4 separate regions of the Homo sapiens genome follow, and all the other regions are linked to region 1. Evidence: chromatin contacts called from ENCODE Hi-C or POLR2A ChIA-PET data. All regions are on one chromosome and are shown on one strand. The core of a region is the stretch at or near the end of the contact, and the rest is flanking DNA. Distances in the headings are between cores, read along the strand shown.

Evidence for each region. Hi-C counts contacts between places; a loop is a spot of excess contacts on that map. ChIA-PET counts read pairs that join two places held with the same protein, here RNA polymerase II (POLR2A). Pooled maps may share reads with other maps.
Region 2: a map of naive thymus-derived CD4-positive, alpha-beta T cell shows a loop between it and region 1 (12-fold over the local background). The contact joins the promoter of KDM1A here to the promoter of SRSF10 in region 1. A Hi-C loop is called at or near these places in 1 of 168 maps with a recorded cell type or tissue (naive thymus-derived CD4-positive, alpha-beta T cell) and 6 of 50 pooled maps. POLR2A ChIA-PET finds 5 or more read pairs at or near these places in 3 of 52 experiments (activated CD4-positive, alpha-beta T cell, activated CD8-positive, alpha-beta memory T cell and activated T-cell).
Region 3: a map of CD8-positive, alpha-beta T cell shows a loop between it and region 1 (4-fold over the local background). The contact joins the promoter of CLIC4 here to the promoter of SRSF10 in region 1. A Hi-C loop is called at or near these places in 1 of 168 maps with a recorded cell type or tissue (CD8-positive, alpha-beta T cell), 6 of 37 single-sample maps with no recorded cell type and 10 of 50 pooled maps. POLR2A ChIA-PET finds 5 or more read pairs at or near these places in 2 of 52 experiments (activated B cell and activated CD4-positive, alpha-beta T cell).
Region 4: a loop to region 1 is called in a pooled map, with 18 times the contacts of the local background. The contact joins the promoter of RCAN3AS here to the promoter of SRSF10 in region 1. A Hi-C loop is called at or near these places in 7 of 50 pooled maps. POLR2A ChIA-PET finds 5 or more read pairs at or near these places in 2 of 52 experiments (A673 and activated CD4-positive, alpha-beta memory T cell).

The regions. Positions count from the first base shown.
Region 1 is chr1:23,978,354-23,982,001 of GRCh38, forward strand. SRSF10 (serine and arginine rich splicing factor 10) reads right to left here and starts at 1,974. Exons shown (of 6, transcript NM_054016.4): 1 at 1,838-1,974; 2 at 360-464. The coding sequence starts at 1,902. RefSeq lists enhancers at 1,201-2,191, 1,429-1,478, 1,909-2,238, 2,192-3,182, 2,249-2,298.
Region 2 is chr1:23,017,360-23,021,007 of GRCh38, forward strand. It overlaps KDM1A (lysine demethylase 1A), which reads left to right and starts at 2,109. Exons shown (of 21, transcript NM_001009999.3): 1 at 2,109-2,588. The coding sequence starts at 2,238. RefSeq lists enhancers at 1,913-2,600, 2,601-3,286 and a silencer at 2,356-2,425.
Region 3 is chr1:24,743,337-24,746,984 of GRCh38, forward strand. It overlaps CLIC4 (chloride intracellular channel 4), which reads left to right and starts at 2,111. Exons shown (of 6, transcript NM_013943.3): 1 at 2,111-2,289. The coding sequence starts at 2,218. RefSeq lists enhancers at 1-207, 1,420-2,025, 2,026-2,631 and silencers at 1,713-2,422, 2,523-2,682.
Region 4 is chr1:24,500,279-24,503,926 of GRCh38, forward strand. It overlaps RCAN3AS (RCAN3 antisense RNA), which reads right to left and starts at 2,104. Exons shown (of 2, transcript NR_144360.1): 1 at 2,070-2,104. It overlaps RCAN3 (RCAN family member 3), which reads left to right and starts at 2,558. Exons shown (of 5, transcript NM_013441.4): 1 at 2,558-2,872. RefSeq lists an enhancer at 1,244-1,343 and silencers at 1,947-2,119, 2,401-2,900.

The sequences.
Region 1 (3,648 bases), core at 724-3,223:
CAAGTGATTCAAATTAACAAACAAGAATACCAAATTTTAATTGCTAAGCACAAGAACATATTAACTTTTAAAGGACTTACATTAAAGGTAGTAGCAACCAGAGTGCATTCAAATTTAAATCACATATATAATCATCGATATGAGTTTCAGAAGCATGAATGGGAATTTATATATTTTACCATTTTTGGATTAACTTTAATAACGAGAGCAATGTGTGAGTCAGAATTAATTTTCAAAAATTTGAAGACAGACATTTATTAGAGGACAAAAAGAACTACTTTTTAGATGTTACCACTTACATAAACTTGAATTTCAAACTTCAACACCCCTCACTAATCAGCCATCTGAAGAAAGGATATTGAACATAAGCAAATCCTCTTGGACGGCGAGTGTAGAAATCAAGTGGAACATACACATCAACTATAGGACCATAACGACCAAATTCACGCCGCAAGTCTTCAGACCTAAAACATCATAAAAAGACCTCAAATTTTTATGTCCAAGTCCTTAAGATGTATAGGCAATATATCTTTTTGATGAAGGAAAGCTAGGATCCAAGAATTTGGAAGATAAAAATGCAGTTTACATTAACAGGACAACAGCAGACATATGTATGGTACAAGGGAATGACCACAACTTATTTTTATCTACAGCCGTCATTTTTCATAAAAGGTACAGCAGCATTAGGTTGTATATAAGCCTTGTTTTTTTTTTTTTTTTTACTTTTACAGCATCAAATCGACTCTAGCACTCTGAAAAATACCAAGCACTTATTTTTACTCCCCAATTTTAGCGACAGATTTACACACTTAACAGTAGATAAATATGGTCTGAAAAAGTCACAAATATCGAACTTCTTAAATAGTTAAGTGTCAAGATGACGTAAAGAGAAAATTTCTCTAGATGCTAACGTAACTATTAGAAATTATGGAAAGAATTATTTATGGAAAGAATTATTGCTTTCTTTCCTTCTTAAATTTAAGACAAAAGCAAATCACAAAGCTAGCAAAAAACCCCCACGAAACACCAAAAACCCAAACCACTTATTTTCTGTGTGTAGATTCATTATTTGTGAAATAAAAAGCCTCATCTTGTAGTAAGAACTCTTCCAAAATAATCTGAAGGCAACTCGAAACAAGGGAATGGTGAGAACAAAGCCTATTTAAGGTACGTCTGAATTAATCTAACTTAGCTGTCAACGTCCTAATGACTGACGCTTCCCAAACCTCCCTTTTCAAAGGGTGACCAGAATTTCCAGGAAATAAGAAAAACTACTCGCAACATTTAACTGGAAAAATCTAACTCCCCAAATCTCAACGCTCCCTTTCTCCAAACACCTCCAACTGATTAAAACCCCCAAATATTAACAACGGCAACAACAACAAAGATAAATGGTAGCAACATTCCTCTCCCTCGATCCCGTTATTTCATCTCACTATTTTTTGGCTGGGGAAAAAAAAAAATCTCTGGGCCAAGGGGGCGTGAACCTCGAAGAATGTGAACTTCAAATCAATGGGGGGCGGCCGTCGGGTCGCGGAAAGGCCGCGGCGGGGGGCTGCTCGCGCCGGCAGGAAGCAGGGAGAAAGGGGCTGCAAACTGCGGAGGGGGAGGGGGACCGAAAAACCCCGCCACGCGGCCCGGCGAAGGCAGAGGCGCCGCCCTCGCTCCCACGCGGCGGCTGAGGCCCGCTGCGCGGCCTAGTTCGGCGCCAAAGCGGGCGCGGGACCCGCCATCTTCACTCCGTCCCCTCCCCCGGCCCAGTGCCGCCACCACCAGGGTCCTCTCCAGGCGCCTGCGGCCTCCCCGCCTAGGCCCGGAGTACCTGCCTTGTACCTACCTGGTGTCGTCGGCCACGTTCCTGACGAACAGAGACGTGTTGGGGGGACGCAGGTAGCGGGACATGGCGGCGGCGTGTCTCGGCCGGGCGCACTAACGGGCTCAGCAAACCGTCCGCGGCTCAGGCGGCCGAGCCTCAGACACACACAGCTAGAGGGCTCTGCTACGGCAACCGACTCTTCTCGCGAGACTTCACTCCCGCCTCCACTTCCCCCTCCTACCTCCGCGCAAAGTCGGGCGCAACGGTTCTTTCCCGCGAGAACACCAGGCGTCCGCCTGCGCATGCGGAGGGCTGGCGCACGCGCCTCAGCGTCGGTGTCATTCGTTGGCTTCTTGCGGTGCCTCTTACCCTCCCCCAAGCCTGTTCTTTCTTTCTTTAGGTCTTCATTTCCCGCCGTTTTCTACCTTACACTCCACTTCATCTCCACCCCCAAATCAGGAAGCAGATGTTTTAGTCTCTAGGCCAAACTTTGCGGTTACTACTAAATGGACAGATTTTTAAACTATTTAGTTCAGAGAGGCTGCCTTAAATTTCCCGGTTGGTCCAAGTTAATGTCCTGCTTTTATTTTGCCTTAAATTTCCCGTTTGGTCCAGGTTATGCCCTGACCTGCGAAAGAAGGATTTACAGCTTGTATTGAGTGTGTAAAGGAAGGAGGTGTGTGCCCTTGCGCAGAGCTGGGCCTGTCTCTCCAGTGTTTTCAGCCTGCCTTTGCCCCTCACCCACACCCTAGCCATCTCCACTTAGTCACGCATTTGGCTCCCAACCTGGGTGGGACCAAACCTCACACTGTAGGTTCATGACTGTGGTCATTTGTAGTGTATTCTTTGTTGCTGACGGCTTCCTGGGTATGCATCGGACCTGTATTGCAGCAGTTCTCAAACTTTTTGGTCTCAGAACGCCTTTATATTCTTGTGTATTACGGAAGATTCCAAAGAGCTTTTTTTAAAAAAAGTGTGGGTTATACCTATTAATAAATAGTTAATGAGAACTTAAAATAGAGGAAACTTCGGCTGGGCTCGGTGGCTCACGCCTGTAATCCCTCCCTGTACTTTGGGAGGCCGAGGCGGGCAGATCACGAGGTCAAGAGTTTGAGACCAGCCTGACCAACACAGTGAAACCCCATCTCTACTAAAAATACAAAAATTAGCCAGGCGTAGTGGCGCGCGCCTGTAATCCCAGCTACTTGGGAGGCTGGGGCAGAAGAATCGCTTGAACTCGGGAGGCAGAGGTTGCAGTGAGCCGAGATTGCACCACTGCATTCCAGCCTGGGCGACAGGGTGAGACTCCGTCTCAAAAAAGAAAAAAAAAAAAAATAGAGAAAACTTTGACACACTCCACTACCCTTTATCACACATCATGTACCCTCTGGAAAACTCCACGTTTGTAAGAGAATGAGCATGAAAATAGCAAATAATCTTTAGTATGGTTTTGATTTTGGAGGCCCTTTTGAGAGCCATTTCCTGCTCGATAAGAGTCAACTTCTGGAGATGAGAGACTTCAGTTGGAATGCCTCCAGCGTGTGGCACAGTGCCAAGCAGGTAGCAGGGACTCAAGTACTGTTAAATTAAATGAACTTTTATTTAATAAAAAGTCATAAAGGCATTATTTTTGTGTCAATCAGCATCTAAGACAATTAAGTGATTCGATACAGGTGATGATAGTTTGTAGCACTCTGTAGCAGAGCTATTCTAAATTTTTGTTTCCCAAGATTTGCATGCTTAATTTATTAAAATGTTGGGCCAGGCAAGGTGGCCCCAAAATCCCAGCATTTTGGGAGGGTGATGTGAAAAACAAAACAAAACAAAAAAAA
Region 2 (3,648 bases), core at 859-3,358, 960 kb before region 1:
CTGGGACTACAGGCGCCCGCCACCATGCCCGGCCAGTTTTTTTGTATTTTTAGTAGAGACGGGGTTTCACCGTGTTAGCCACGACGGTCTTGATCTCCTGACCTCGTGATCTGCCCGCCTCGGCCTCCCAAAGTGCTGGGATTACAGGCATGAGCCACCGCGCCTGGCCAACATTATGTATTATATTTTTATGGTGAAAAATAATTTAGCTCCCAAGCAGCACCTCCCCCAACAACCTCCCTACTTCCCTAAATCCTTAAAACCTTCTCATCTTTCTCCCCACAAACTTTCTTTTTTCTCCATTCTCTTAATGTAATTCTATCACTTTGGTTAAAACAATATTCACTGCTCGGCGGGGCGCGGTGGCTCACACCTGTAATCCCTGCACTTTGGGAGGCCGAGGTGGGAGGATCACTTGAGGTCAGGAGTTGGAGACAAGCCTAGCCAACATGGCGAAACCCTGTTTCTACTAAAAATACAAAAATTAGCCAGGCATGGTGGCACACGCCTGTAATCCCAGCTACTGGGGAGGCTGAGGCAGGAGAATCGCTTGAACTTGGGAGGCAGAGGTTGCATTGAGTCAAGATTGCACCCCTGCACTCCAGCCTGGGCAACAGAGCAAGACTCTGTCTCAAAAAAAAAAAGAAGAAACAAACAAACAAAAGAACAGAAAAAATAAATAAAACAATATTCACTGCTTACGTTTTTATGGTCATGTTAATACAGTTCACAGCTGAGCCATATGTTGTACTATGATTATATTTTCTTTCTTTTTCTTTTCTCTTTTTTTTTAGAAACGCAGTTTCACTATGTTGCTCAGGCTGGACTTGAATGAACTCCTAGGCTCAAGTGATTCTCCCACCTCAGTCTCTCGAGCAGCTGGTACTACAAGTGCGTGCCACGCCACTCGGATACATTTTCTTTCTTGCATAGCTTTTACTTTTTTTCCTTTCTACATTTGATTGCCTTTTTGTCTGTTTGCTTAGTTTTTTACAAAAAACAACTTTACTGAAGTACTACAGTTACATAAAACATACCTGTTTTACATGGATAGTTCATAGAGTTTTGACAAATATATACACCTATGTAACCATCACCCTAATCAAGATATAAAACATTTCCATCACCCCCAGCAAGTTCTTTCTTGTTCTTTTGCAGTCAACCCCCGACCCCCATCTCAGGCAAGGGCTGATTGGAGCCTATTACTGGAGATTAGTTTTACCAGTTCTTGAACTTCATGTAAATGGAATAATTTTTTGACAATTTCACTTCGAAGAGACAGACTATTAAAAAGACAATTGTTTGTGTAATAAGTACACGCATGCTAAAAGTACACGACCTGTTCCAGTTTTGGGTTAGCAAGGGATTCCTCGAAAAATTAAAAGAATAAACCGCTACTATCATTATTAGAAAGAATTAACCTGGAGTAGAAAGAGGTGTTATGTGGATGGGGATGGGGGACATGAAGGATGGGGGACATGGGGGATGGGGGACATGGGGGATGGGAGAAGCGCAAGACATGGAGTGCGAATGAGGTTGGGGTCCAGCCAGAAGGAAAAGCATGAACAAAGGCTTGGAGACAAGAGCAATTCCGTCTGGACTCAAACCTGGATTTCGTAACTTGTCTCCATTTTACTACCATCGAAACTGCTGTGCTCTCCAAGTTTTTTGCCCAGTCCAAGCAGGGCAATTATGAATAAGTAAGACGCTCTACCAACATATTTCAGTGTTTTCCCCCATTAGACTGTAAGTTCTTTGAAAGCTAGAACTTCATAATGTAACCCTTGTTACGTAGTAGGCAAGCATTAATAAATACTGGTTGAATTAACGAATAATTGGGTGAGTGAATGAACGAACGCACGCATGCAAACCCGAAAGTCCCTGGAGGAAATGGTCACCTTCGGAGGTTTAGTCTGGCCCAGAAGCCCTAAGACCACGGACTGTGCCAGGTCCCACTCCAAACGCCGGGGAGACGCTCTAGGCAAGCTACACGTTCTTTGCTGCGGTGCCACTCTAGCCGCGAGAACGCCGCTCTATGGCTGCGGGGGAGGGGCGGGGCTCGTGGGTGTCTCCGACCCTTTTTGTCCCGGCGCGGCGGGAGCGCGCTTGGCGCGTGCGTACGCGACGGCGGTTGGCGGCGCGCGGGCAGCGTGAAGCGAGGCGAGGCAAGGCTTTTCGGACCCACGGAGCGACAGAGCGAGCGGCCCCTACGGCCGTCGGCGGCCCGGCGGCCCGAGATGTTATCTGGGAAGAAGGCGGCAGCCGCGGCGGCGGCGGCTGCAGCGGCAGCAACCGGGACGGAGGCTGGCCCTGGGACAGCAGGCGGCTCCGAGAACGGGTCTGAGGTGGCCGCGCAGCCCGCGGGCCTGTCGGGCCCAGCCGAGGTCGGGCCGGGGGCGGTGGGGGAGCGCACACCCCGCAAGAAAGAGCCTCCGCGGGCCTCGCCCCCCGGGGGCCTGGCGGAACCGCCGGGGTCCGCAGGGCCTCAGGCCGGCCCTACTGTCGTGCCTGGGTCTGCGACCCCCATGGAAACTGGAATAGCAGAGACTCCGGAGGGGCGTCGGACCAGCCGGCGCAAGCGGGCGAAGGTAAGGCTCGACCCTTCCCTCAAACGACACCGCCTGGTGCCGAGCTTCCCCGAGGCTTCTCCGCCCTCCCCCGCCGCCGCCGGGTCTTGGGCCCTGCGACCACTCAGACCTCCCCTTGTATCGCTGCGCACGCCACGTCCCCTCTAGCTGGACGGGTGGGGTGAGAAAGGAAAAGTCTTTGCCGGTGTTGACTGCGGTCTTTGTGCTGGGTCCCGAGCGACGTGGGAAGGGGCATCGATGATTGCTGGGAGGGGTATTTTATTCCTTAGGTCTTTCTTGCACACCTTTTCATTTTCTTGACTGGAAAATGGCTCCCTGACGTGGGGTTACGGTTGGCGTTCTTGGAGACCTCACTTGTTTGTTCACAGATAGGTCTGGAAGCTGTTGGGCGATATTGATGGCGTTTCAGCTGGGTGCACGAGGGGGCTGTAGGTTGATGCTGAAGAAATCGCCTTAGCCGGGGAGATGAAAAGAAAGGGTCGTTTTTGCTTTTGTTTTTGTTTGAGCAAAACCCTGCTGTGTGGTAGGAGTTCTAGTCTTTTTTTTTTTCTTTTTTAAAATCCTCTCAGCGATCTTTTGGCGCAGAATTTTGCAGATGAGGAAGCTGCTGATTGAGAGAGCAAATAATAGTCAAAATGCAAATATATGGGAAGAAAAGATTTGACTCCAAACAGTATATACAGACAGTGACTGCCTCAAATGTCTGTGTCCTAGATGCTATATTCAGCGTGTCACCAACATTACTTTTTTTTGTTGTTGTTAAATATCAACGGGCAGGTATTGCTAGCCCTATTTTAGGAATGAGTAAACTGAGGCACACAATTTAAGCAACTTGCCTAAAGTCACAAAGCTAAATAAGTGATGGAAGTGGAATGTAATTCCCACATTCATGTTGTTACAGGGTATCATCAGCCCTTGAAACAAAGGACCACATGGGACACTGTGTGCAGGGCACTGGGGCAGTATTAGGGCGCAGACTTTAGACTTGGGCCTTTTCTGGAGATTTAATGGTCGGTCTAGTTGGAAAAAACAACCTGGATATATATGTGCGTGTAGTCAA
Region 3 (3,648 bases), core at 861-3,360, 770 kb after region 1:
TAACACGGTTCAGTCCAGAGTCTAGTCAGTCACTTCAGGATTTTCATGGTTCAAGCCCCCATCTAAGGGGAGCCTCCTGGAATTTATTTATTTATTTTCAACGAACTAGCCGGGCATAGAGAGAGTAGAATATGATGCCACATTCTAGCCTGCAGGGGTGGTAGGGACAGAATAAGTCTCAATGCAGTTAACAGCCATACTGACGGAGCAGCACATATGGTAAGGCAAGAATCAGTAATTAGCCCCACCCACTTCTAGATAATGAAACTGAGGCTTAGGGGTTTTAAGGACACTGCCTTGTCAGATTTGAACTTAAACAGTCAGACTACAGAGCACGTGTTCCTGACCACTGGGATACACTGGCTCTTTCACAGAGCCTCTGTGAGAAAATTTGAGCAACTTACTTTGGGCTGGCAGAGGAAGAAATTGCAAGTTTCACTGTATTTTCATGCCTACGTACAATTTGTTCAAACATTCTGGTATGTGCTAGGCACCGAGGATATGGAGACAAACCTCCCATGTCTGGGCCTCCTGGAACTCACTATTTATCCCAACCTGGGAAGTTGGGAGGAGTAGCTGTGAGTCAAGTATTATGGAAAGTCAGAAAAGGGCACAAGTAATTGTTTCCAGAGGAGGTGAAACTTGCCCCAGGCACTCAACAGCAGCAAACTAGGACCAGGTGCCTACAATCTCAAGGCAAGCACAGCTCTTGCCCTCGGGGGCTTAAATCCCAGGGCAGTTTAACTGGTTTGCGGACCACCTACTTCAGAATTGTCCTGGTGCTTGCTAAGATGTGGATTTCTCTTTTTCCCAGAGGATCTGGGAAACACAAAAAGCGGGGCTGCGTGTAGCACCTAGGTGATTCTGATGCACACTCAAATTTGACAGGTGAGCCGGGGGGAAGAAATGGGTGTGGGCAGTGGGGAACAAGATGGACAACGACTTGGAAGTCCTTAGTGGCCTGCAGGCACTGAGATTGCAGTTCAAGATCTTGAGCTTTGGGAGTTGTTACTCTCCAAGGGCTAGCTCAGAGCCTGAAACACAGTAAGGTTTCATAAATATTTGTGAATATGCGCCCGGCGCGGTGGCTCACGCCTGTAATCCCAGCACTTTGGGAGGCCGAGGCGGGCGGATCACGAGGTCAGGAGATCGAGACCATCCTGACTAACACGGTGAAACCCCGTCTCTACTAAAAATACAAAAATTAGCCGGGCGCGGTGGCGGGTGCCTGTAGTCCCAGCTACTTGGGAGGCTGAGGCAGGAGAATGGCGTGAACCCGGGGCAGAGTTTGCAGTGAGCCGAGATCGCGCCACTGCACTCCAGCCTAGGCGATAGAGCCAGACTCCGTCTCAAAAAAAAAAAAAAAAAAAATATATATATATATATATATATTTGTGAATATGCTGGCTGCCAAGATCGAAACGATCAGGAGCGTCAAAGGGAAAAACGAAGTCAGAGGCAGAAGAAAAAGGTGTTCCCCAGGCGATGAAAACTTTCCAGTAAGTTGTCTTGGAAAAGGCAACTCCGCGTAATAGAGGGACTTGGGGAGGTAGCCGCTGCGGGAAAGGGCGATGAGTCCTGGGGTGCTGCAGCGGGGGAGTGGGTAGGAGGCGCCTCCTAGCTTCCCCAGGGCGGCCGAGGCATGAGGTCACCTGGCACAGCAACAGCAGCAGCTGCGGAGGACGCGCAGGCGCTGCGGCGGGAGGCAGTGTCAGGCTCGGGCCCCTGGGGAATTCCTCCCCTCCTTTCCCCCCCGCACCAGTCCCCTAGAGAGGCGTACCCGGGTCCCGCCCGCCAGAGCCTGAGCTTTGTACCGCCCACCAAGGCCACGCCCCCTACCAGCTGTGGGGCGCCGCAGAGGTCCTTTCTTCGGCTCCGGAGCGGTCCCTCCGCCTTCCCCGCTCGAGGCCACGCCCCCGTGCTCCTGCCGCCTTATTTTCCCCGGAGAGTCCCGAGGCGCCGCGCCTTGGCCCTGCCTACAGCCCGAGGCCCCGCCCCCGGCGCCCCTCCCAGCCGTTTGAAGCGGCTCGGGCTGCGGCTGGCTCAGAGTGGCGCGGGGGGCGTGGGGCGGTGCTGAGGAGCTGAAGCCGTGGCCAGCTCGACGCCGGACAGTCCAGCGAGCAGCACGGCGGGAACCGGCAGCCGGAGCAGTCCCGGAGCAGAAGCAGCAGCAGCAGCAGCAGCCCTCGCCGTTCGCGGAGCGCAGCCGAGCCGGCCATGGCGTTGTCGATGCCGCTGAATGGGCTGAAGGAGGAGGACAAAGAGCCCCTCATCGAGCTCTTCGTCAAGGTGAGCGCTCGCCTCGCGGTCCCGCCCGGCAGATCCCCCGGCTCCCTCCCGGCTGCGGGGAGCGGCGTCCCGGGGCTCTCCTGAGGCGCCCCCGCTCGGCGCCAGCACCCGTCCCGCTGCGGGCACCCGCGCCCCCGGCCCATTGTCTGGGGGCCGCCCGCGCCTTCCCGCCTCCGAGGGCCCGTCGAGGGGTCCGGGTTGGGGACCCGGGCGGCGGCCACCGTCTCCAGCGCGTAGGCATCGGCGGACGCCAGACCAGCGTCCCGCGCCCGGGTGGGTCGGGAAGAGCCCACGGGCGGGACTTGCCTGCCCCGGGGCCCCAGCGCCGGGCGCGCGCGGGTCCTGTCACCACCCCCCGCCCGGGCGCCGGGGCCCGGCCCCACCCGCTCCCCAGCGCTCCGGTCCGCCGCCCGGAGCCCGAACTGCGGCCCGCCGCCCGATGAGCTTTCAAACGAACTTCTTTGAACGCGTTTTTGAAAAAGCATTTGCTCCCCACTGGTCTGAAACGGAAACTTTAATTTTCGATGCAATCTTAAACAAATTTACCAAAGAGCAGGTGCTCTTGGACCTTCGGAAAAGACCGAGATTCCCAACTTGTGTTTTTCTGTCTTGGGCATTTACTGGCTTTCTCGTTTCTCAAGCGCGGAGTGTTCTGTATGATGCAACATTTTGGCTTCTCCCCCCGGCGTTGCTGCTTCGGGAAGGATTGTGTGTGCCCTTTTGTTTTGAAAGAAATTGAGGGAGAGAATTCTTAACTTGCTTGGGCTTTAAAGGGTTGGTTTTCCCTTGTGTCTTCAGCTTTCATGTGTGGAATTTATTTGCTTACACATACTACCCCTCTTCCTTTGCTTTTCTCTTTAATACTTTTTATTTTAGCAAAGGAGAGAGTCGAAGTTATAAACATCTGGATCCAGCTCCTTCCCTCAAAACTTAAAAAAAACACTTTGAGCTTCTTCCAGCCACTTAAAAAGCCAGGCTCATTCAGAGCTAGGCAACATACCGGAAAGTAAATGGTCATCTAGAACTATTGGGTTCTTTTTTTTCCCCGAGTTTTTACTTTAAAGAAAGGACATTTCAGGATGTGTTTAAGAGATAGAGAAGGGCTGGGCGCGGTGGCTCATGCCTGTAATCGCAGCACTTTCGGAGGCCGAGGTGGGAGGATTACTTGAGTCCAGCCTGAACAAGATGGCGAAACCCTGTCTCTACAAAAAAATTCAAAAATTAGCTGGGAGCGATGTTACGCGCCTGTACTACTCTGGAGGCTGCGGTGGGAGAACTGCTTGAGCCCGGGAGGTCGAGGCTGCAGTGAGCCACGTCGCACCACTGCATTCCAGCCTGGGCGACAGAGCAAGACCCTGT
Region 4 (3,648 bases), core at 854-3,353, 520 kb after region 1:
CCCAGCTACTCGGGAGCCTGAAGCAGGAGAATAGCATGAACCTGGGAGGTGGAGCTTGCAGTGAGCCGAGATCGCGCCACTGCACTCCAGCCTGGGCGACAGAGCGAGACTCCGTCTCAAAAAAAAAAAAAAAAAATGGAGAGAAAAAACTTAATCCTAATGTCGTAGTTTAAGCCCCTGAATCCGGCCATGCCTGAAGCCCCAAACTTTTCTATTATGTGAGTCAATGCATTCCATTTGCTGCTTAACCCAGTCTGATTGATGTATTCCATGAAAAAAAGAGAATCTTGAATAATACTGGAAAATGCGAACCCCGTTCCCTGAACCATCATGTAGGATTGCTCACTTCTTCCTCTGCTTTGTCAGCACTTTGCAAATGTCTCAGTGCACAAATACAACTGTATCACAATCACTGTCTCCCCCATCTGTGAGCTCCTCAGGTGGCAGATCTCTATGGACCTTACCCTTGCAAGCCCAACACCCACACAGGGCCTAATACCTCAGGGAAACTAAATTAAGCTAATCTGGTTGTTTGACTTAGGATCTCTCAGGGCCATTTTTTTTGTGTGAACGTGCATCAGACATCTCCAGGCAGGGCTATGGAATGCAGCTGTTTCCAATCTCATTTGATGTGAAAACTCAATTTTTTGGCCAGGTGCAATGGCTCACGCCTATAATCCCAGCACTCTGGGAAGCCAAGGCAGGAGGATTGCTTGAGTTCAGGAGTTTGAGACCAGCCTGGGCAACATTGTGAAACCTTGTCTCTACAAAAAGTAGAAAAATTAGCCAGGCATGGTGGCATGTGCCTGTAGTCCCAACTACTCAGGAGGCTGAGATGGGAGGATCACTTGAGCCTGGATGGTTGAGGCTATGATTGTGCCACTGCACTCCAACCTAGGCAACAGAGCAGACCCATCTCAAAACAAACAAAAAAACACCAAAAAAAAAAAAAAAAACAACCCTCAATTTTTGCAAAAGTTGCTGTGTTAGAGGAATTTAGAGAAAAAATAATTACTATAGTCCTTAGAGTGACCTTGACAAAAGAAGCAGCTTGCCATCAATATTAGTTAAACGAATGAAAGTGAAGAACTTAGTTTAAGACAAGATGGGGAGCAGGAGCAGCACGGTTGGAGGCAGCAGGAACCACAGAAGCAGCAAGCAGGAAGTAGGAGGGGCGATCTGCTGGACATACCTCGGTGACTATGCTGGGCTCAACTGCTGGGGAGCCCTTGGGGTCATAATCCAACCCTGATTTCTTAGTTTACATCTAACAGGGATTAGATGTGCTGTACACATTTTAGTCCATCTTCCTGCCCCATGATGCAGGCGCTGAGTGCCTTTGATGTTAAGCTTCACTGTGCCTCACTTTGCCTCTGAAAGGTCTTGAGTGGGTAATGAGAGCTGATTTTCTTCTAACTGCACATTCCTTTTTTTTTTTTTTTTTGAGACGGAGTCTTGCTATGCTGTCCAGGCTGGTCTCAGACTCCTGGCCTCAACCGATCCTCCCACCTCTGCCTCCTGAGTTAGCTGGGACTACGGGTGCGCACCACTGCGTGACTGCGCGTCCTTGTAGGTGGGAGATGAGCCCAGTTATTTTCCCTGCTGTGTGACCCTGCTTCCTTCTCTGCCGGCTAAGGGAAGAGACACCAGCTGCCTTCCAAGTTGGGCTCAGGAGCTTTGTCATCATAGTTGTTATTGGTGGTAATAATACCTGCCAATGTAAGCCTCGGTCCTATCACTGAAACTCGCTCAACAGCTTAGACCCCGGCTCTTCCCTTTGCGTAATAGTTGTAATCATGTCCCATGGTCTCCTAAGGCGTCGGAGACAAGCAAGACTGCGTGGAAGGGTTTTTACACGAAAAAGAAAGCATTAAACATGTGGATTGTATGACAACGGTAGATAGGGCATAGGGTGAAGAGGAGTAAGAGGAGGAGGGAGAGCGGGAGGAGGGAGAAGAGCACGAGTGGGGAGGAGAGGAGGGGAGGGGATGGGAGGGGAGGGGAAGGAGTGGGTAAGGGGAAGAGGGTTGTACCCGCCAGGGCGGGACCCAGCCTGTGCCGTCCCACACCTTGTGCTAGCTCCAGCTCAGCTACCTGCGGCCGCCTCTCCTCGGGCAATGAGGCGCCGGGAAGCCCACAGCATCTGATAATATCCGGGCCGCCGGTTGCCGGGAGGTGAACCGAGGTAAACTCGCCGCGCGCGGGGCGCAGTGTACATAGTAACCAGCCCTGAGTAAACGTTCGTCATATTCCTATGAGCTGCTCCGGGGACTGTCCTACGGGGCTAGCAGGAAAAGGAGATCGGCTCTCTCCGCTCCCGGTGGAAAACGAGAAGGTCGCCAGAGGTCCTGTTTTCGGGGTGATCTAAAGCCCCCGCCCCAGCGCTACAGCCCAAGCCCCCCACAGGCTGGGGACCAGGAACCCGGAGGAGCGGGAGGAGGGCGCGCGCGGCGAGACACCCCCACCCCGGCCCCCGCGCGCCCCCGCCCCGGTCCCCGCCCGGGTCCCCGCCTTGTCCTGGGCTCTGGCGCCTGCGCCGCCGTGCGCGCGCCCTGCCAGAACAGGAGGGGACGAGGCGGGCGCGCGGCGCCGGCAGCCTAGCTCAGCCGGGACACCGCCCTAGTCCCAGCCCAGGGGGCCGCTCTCGCCGGCGTCGAGGGCGTGGCGGCGAGGCTGCTGCTGCAGGCGGCTCCCGGCTCTGCCTTCGGCCCCGCCCGCCGCCCACCAGGCTCCCAGAGGCCCCGCAGCTCGCGCCGTCCGGCTCCCCGCAGCCCCGTCGGGCAGCCCGGGCCCGTCCGCTGCCCTCCCGGCTCCCGTCCTGCGGCGGCGGGGCGTGCAGGTGAGGCCCCACGGCGCCCGGCCTCTCCAGCAGGTTTGCACCCAGCGCGGGGCGGGGCGGGGCGGGGCGGGTGGGGGGGGTGGTGCATGAAAAGTTAAAAAAAAAAAAAAAAAAAAAAAAGCCGCCCCGAGAAGTCCGGGAGGGGTGGGCACTCCGAGCCGCGGGACCGGGAGATGCTACCGCGCGCGACCTCGCCTCCCGCGACCTCGCCTCCCGCCGCACCCTTCTCGCGCGCGGGGTCTAGTCTGGCAGCCTCGAGGGTGGTGTCCCGGAAAACAAAACAAAAATGTTTTGTCTTCTCCACCAACGATTTTCTCCCACCAAGTGTGTTTGACCTTTTGAAAAGCCGACAGGCCCAGCCTGCCTGTGAAGGCAGGAGCGGTGTAGGGGCGCCTGGAAGGTGGAAGCCCCCTGTCTTTCTCCCTTGCCCCGCTTCCCCCACGGTGCGTGGATCACCATCGCATTAGTGACTCCCTAACTTCTTGAAACTTGTCTGTCTGCTTCTGTCCGCCGCCTGGACAGGTAGGGCAGGAGTGATCTGTTCCAGGTTGATTCTTCTAGCTTCCGTGCAAAATCTGATCATCTCCTTTAGAGATTAGGATTCTAGTGTAGGAAGCAATCCAGATCCGTGTTTCAGATACAAACAAGGATTATTTAAAGTGATGTTTTCCTGTAGTGCTGAAAGCCAAAAATATTCGCTTCCACTTGTTGGAAGCCACCAAGTACACCACATTTATTTGAACTTTTCATAGAAGTCTCTGATGTACTATTTGGCAAAAGAAGCAATTGATTTATCTGTAGCTGTGATT